Linked DNA regions of Homo sapiens: region 2 is linked to region 1. Evidence: read pairs that join two places in POLR2A ChIA-PET (ENCODE). Cell type or tissue: OCI-LY7. All regions are shown on one strand.

What was found. Peaks named below come from ENCODE experiments on the same cell type or tissue, not always from the same donor. Only the 100,000 strongest peaks of a DNase experiment are listed, where the experiment ranks them.
Region 2: POLR2A ChIA-PET joins it to region 1 with 8 read pairs; 9 of 35 experiments call an interaction of 5 or more read pairs at or near these places.

What each region holds. Positions count from the first base shown.
Region 1 is chr19:2,437,971-2,440,470 of GRCh38, forward strand. LMNB2 (lamin B2) reads right to left here. Exons shown (of 12, transcript NM_032737.4): 3 at 405-561; 4 at 193-318. Among named protein-coding and RNA genes, the nearest start is that of MIR7108, 4.2 kb to the left of the region's middle. In OCI-LY7, no CTCF peak of the experiment used is centred here; no DNase peak of the experiment used is centred here.
Region 2 is chr19:2,331,403-2,333,902 of GRCh38, forward strand. All of the region lies in intron 1 of SPPL2B (signal peptide peptidase like 2B), which reads left to right. Among named protein-coding and RNA genes, the nearest start is that of SPPL2B, 4.0 kb to the left of the region's middle. RefSeq lists an enhancer at 1,120-1,169. In OCI-LY7, a CTCF peak has its summit at 853 (motif pointing left); DNase peaks (open chromatin) are centred at 1,149 and 1,779; H3K4me3 peaks cover 2,050 bases; H3K27ac peaks cover 2,500 bases.

The DNA.
Region 1 (2,500 bases):
CGGGAAGACAGAGGCAGACACTGGGGAGACGCAGCCGAAGCCAAGGGCACCCTAAGAGGCAGGAAGGAGCCTCCCTAGAGCCGTGGGAGGGACCCCGGCCACACGGTGCCCTCAGGCTTCCGCCCTCCACAGCCATGAGGGTGGACTTTGCGTTTCCGCTGTGCCAGGCTGGAGGCCAGGCCACTCACTCACCTCCTCGAACACACTCTTCCGGAAGTCCAGCTCCTCCTGCAGGCTCTGGCAGCGGTTCTCCAGGTCCACACGCATCAGCGTCTCCTTCTCCAGCTGCTTTTTGGCCACTGCATGACCGTCCTCGGCCTGGGAGACACAGGACAGCGAGCTGGTGTGACAATCTGTCTGTTGCATATACCCTGCTGGGGCGTCCCGTGGCTCCTGGCACCTACCTTGGCCAGCTGGGCCCGCAGCTCAGCCACGTCACTCTCCAGGCCGCGCTTGTCGCTGAGGGCAGCTGCCAGCTCCACCTCGCTCCGGTGGAACAGGGACTCCAGGTCCTTCACACGGCCCTGGGCCACCGTAAGCTCGCCCTCCCTCTTCTTGGCGCTGAAAGTCAAGAGGGCAAGTGAGTGGGGAGGGGCAAGGTCCATGGGGCCACAGGGAGCACCTCAGGGGGCGTCAGGCAAGCCCAAAGACAAGGTCACCGAGGCCTCCGAGCCCCAGACCTTCCCGTCCTGCAGACGACGCGGCCCCACGCGCCCAGGCAAAGGCACACGTGCCCTCATCATCTGCCCTGCACTGTCAGGAGTCCAGCAAGTGACAGGCACCAGCGCTTGGGACCACCCTGGAGGCATGGGCTTTCCCAGCCTCTCCTGCCTGTTCTGGACCCAGGACGACCATTTGGGGAGAAATTAATGCATCCTCTGTAAATGTTACAAAGACCCTGGCCTTTGAAGGGTCAGCCTTGTTTGTAAACTTAAGCTGTCTGAAGCAGGCTCACCTGGTTTTCCACTAAACCAAATTAGCTCCAACATTAGATATTTAAGATAGCAAATACTCAGGCTTTTTAAACACACAAATACTACCAGTGTGGATTGTAGGCACTTAAGCTTTTTTTTTTTTTTTTTTTTTTTTTTTTTTAAGAGACAGGGGTTCACTTGTTTGCACAGGCTGGTCTCGAACTCCTGGGCTCAAGGAATCCTCCTGTCTCAGCCTCCCAAAGTGCTGGGATTACAGGTGCGAGCCACCGCGTACGGCTGACTCTTAAATGTTTTTAAGCATAATTATAAGTCTTGGAGCTGAATTTTACCCCCTCCCGACAGGGAACTAACTATATCCTCCCAAGAAACAGTGAGGACACCCAGGGTTCCGCAGCGTCACAACTGCTGACATCTGGGGTGGTCTTGAGTGAGGGCACCCAGGGTTCTGCAGCGTCACAACTGCTGACATTTGGGGTGGTCGAGTGAGGACATCCAGGGTTCCGCAGCGTCACAACTGCTGACATTTGGGGTGGTCCTAGGCACTGCAGGGTGCTGAGCACTGTCCCTGGCCTCCACCCACTTCAGACCAGGAGCTTCTTGCTGCCCAGTTTTGACAACCACAAGTGTCCCCAGGAATCACCCAGTGTCCCCTGGGGACAGAATCACCCCAGGATGGGGACAACTGGGTGTATCTGGAATAACACAGCCAAGGCTGCTGGCTGGACATTCAAAGAACATCCACATCCAGGCGGCTCGAGCCCGTGGCCAGAGGTCAGAAGTGACAGGGACCTCTCCTGCCCAGCAGAATGCACTCCCGACTCTCCCTAGAGCCTTTTTTTTTTTTTGAGTTGGAGTTTCGCTCTTGTTGCCCAGGCTGGATTGCAATGGCGTGATCTCGGCTCACTGCAACCTCCGCCTCCCGGGTTCAAACAATTCTCCTGCCTCAGCCTCCTGTGTAGCTGGGATTACAGGCATGCGCCACCAGCGTCCGCTAATTTTTTATTTTTAGTAGAGATGGGGTTTCTCCATGTTGGCCAGGCTGGTCTCGAACTCCCAACCTCAGGTGATCTGCCCGCCTCGGCCTCCAAAGTGCTGGGATTACAGGCGTGAACCACTGCGCCTGGTCCCCCAGGGCCTTTCAAAAGACCACCTAGGCATTTGCCCAAGAAATGAAAGTGACCCATAGCTGAAAGTGACCGTATGTCTGTCTAAGTATATCTCCATCAATAACTGTATTTATCTATATAATCTATGTCCGTATATATCAATTCTACAGATGGCTGTATCTTTTTTTTTTTTTTTGAGATGGAGTTTCGCTCTTGTTGCCCAGGCTGGAGTGCAATGGTGCGATCTCGGTTCACTGCAACCTCCACCTCCCGGGTTCAAGCGATTCTCCTCCCTCAGCCTCCCAAGTAGCTGAGATTACAGGCAAGTGCCAGCACGCCCAGATAATTTTGTATTTTTAGTAGAGACGGGGTTTCTCCATGTTGGTTAGCCTGGTCTTGAACTCCCATCCTCAAGTGATCTGTCCGCCTTGGCCTCCCAAAGTGCTGGGATTACAGGCA
Region 2 (2,500 bases), 110 kb before region 1:
CTGAGCTTTTTCTGCTCCTCCAAATTTCGGTGGGCCTGTCTAGAACTCAGGGCCCTCTTAGAGCTGTGGCCTTTGGAAGAATTGTTCCCCGTTCCTTTAACTCAGCAGGTGAGGAAACTCTTCCCGGTGAGATGCCGCGTTCTCTGGCCTTTGATAGAGGCACAGGCTTGTTTTTTTAATGGAAAACCAGTTTTGCGAATTGTGGAGAGGAAAATGCATGAATGTGCTTTTGTGCTTTTAAATGACCCTTTTAGAGAGAAGCAGAGAAGCAGTTCTATCAGTTCCCATTTTACACAAAAGACACTTTTCACCAGAGTCCCTGATCCCATAGAACAGAGCTTGGCAAGTGTTTTCTGGGAAGGGCTAGACAGTAGTTTTGCTGGGCTCTGTGGCCCACGTGGCCTCTGGTTTGGTTGCTTGGTTTCTCCTGTTGTTCTTCCAGAGCCGGAGACCCTTCCTTAGGAATGGGCTTGGCTGTGTTCCAATAAAACTTTATTTACAAACACAGAAGGTGGGCCGGACTGTGGATTCTTGGCCTCTGCCGTGACCCATAACATCCCTCCTGGAGGAGGGGTTCTGGGGGGCTGTGTTGGAAGGGGCACCCTCCGGGCTCGGCACCGGGGCCAGACTAAGGGGTGCTCTCACGGGCAGGCAGTCTGGTGGGCAGAACTGGAAAGAAAGGGCTCCTGACTCTGCCTGGGCTCTGGGGGAGGTCACATGGGAGGTGCTTGGAGTGGGGCTGGGGCAGCTGTGGGAAGGAAGCAGCATTAGCCAAGAGCTATGAGACCCCCAGTCGATTGTGGGGACCGGGGCTCCGTGGGCTTTCACCATGCTGCCACCCCGAGGTCACCAGGGCCTTGACCCAGATGCTCCCAGACCAGGCCGGAGACTTTGCATGATTTCAGTGATGAGGGCCCGGCTGTTGGAGAGCCCGTCTGTGCCTGTGTGCTGGGGTTGGTGTCTGGCACCAGGGACCTTTGGGACCTTTAGCCAAGCCAGAGCTGTCCTTCCCCAGTCCTAGCTTGGCAGAGCTGCGTCTGCACTGTTTTCCCTTGTGGCGTTGTGGTGTCGGCCCGTTTGGTGCGCAGCTCAGCATCCGTTCAGACATGTGGCTGCCATCCTGTTCCTGATGAGGCAAATGGCTGTGGCCTGTTTGTTTCCGTGACAGGTCCCCTGGGGACCAGGGGGTGCGGCTGTCTCTCTGTCTGGGAGGTTTACAGCCTGGCAGGAGCCCTGCAGCCCCAGAAGGCTGAGGGCTGGGTGCTCCTGAGAACGGGCAGGCCTAGGGCATGGGGTGGGTCTCCTTGGTCCCTGGCACGTGGTTTTTCTTCTGGGACCCCTCCTCCCTGTGCAGGCCGGGCTCCCCTGGGGGCCCACACTGAGGGTCTGCAGTGTGGCACAGCAGCTGGGACCTGGGCCCCATCGCTGTGAGACCCTCTGGTGACTGGCATCCTGGCGAGATGGAGATGTCTTTGTCAGCTGCTGGGTGGGGGCCCTGGGCAGGGGAGCAGAAGGAAGGTGGGGATGGCAGGTGCGGGCGGCTGGACTGGGCTCTGCTGGGAGGGGGAGCAGGAGGAGGGTGGGGATGGCAGGTGCGGGCGGCTGGACTGGGCTCTGCTGGGAGGGGGAGCAGGAGGAGGGTGGGGATGGCAGGTGTGGGCGGCTGGACTAGACTCTGCTGGGAGGGGAGCAGGAGGAGGGTGGGGATGGCAGGTGCAGGCGGCTGGACTGGGCTCTGCTGGGAGGGGGAGCAGGAGGAGGGTGGGGATGGCAGGTGCGGGCGGCTGGACTAGACTCTGCTGGGAGGGGAGCAGGAGGAGGGTGGGGATGGCAGGTGCGGGCAGCTGGACTGGGCTCTGCTGGGAGGGGAGCAGGAGGAGGTGGGGACGGCAGGTGCGGGAGGCTGGACTGGGCTTTGCGGGAGCAGGAGGAAGGTGGGGATGGCAGGTGCGGGCGGCTGGACTGGGCTCTGCTGGGAGGACCGTGGTTCTGCCTAGGCCAGAGCCCTGCAGTGTCCGCCGTGGTCCCTGCGGTGGGAGGCGTGGTGAGCAGTGCCAGCTTCCTGCTTGTGGAATCCGTCTTTCCTCATAGCTCCATCCTGCTCTGTTAAGCATTAAATTGAAGAGGTGGGGGTCGTCCCTTCTGGTCCAGGCCCGTCTACTCCGCAGCCCTCCTGGGAGGCGTCCAGGGCTTTGGGGCCTGGTCCTGCCCCCTACTTCATTTTGAGAGCGTGGCAAGGGCCCCAGCCCGTTCTGTCCTGGGCGCGGTGGCCACCACCCCTGCTTCTCTTGGCTGGCTTTGGCCTGTTGTCCCCGTTGTGTGTCAGGGGCTCCTGCCCGTGGATCCGGGCCTTCTCCCTGTGGCCTTCTCTGAGCTGCTGCTGCTGCAGGCTGGAGAGCAGGAACTTGAAGCCCTGGCTGGCTGTTCCTTCTCCCTCCTGCGAAGTGGGAGCTGCTGTGCTGGACTCTGCTGCTTTGGGGCTTCATGGGGAACATGACGC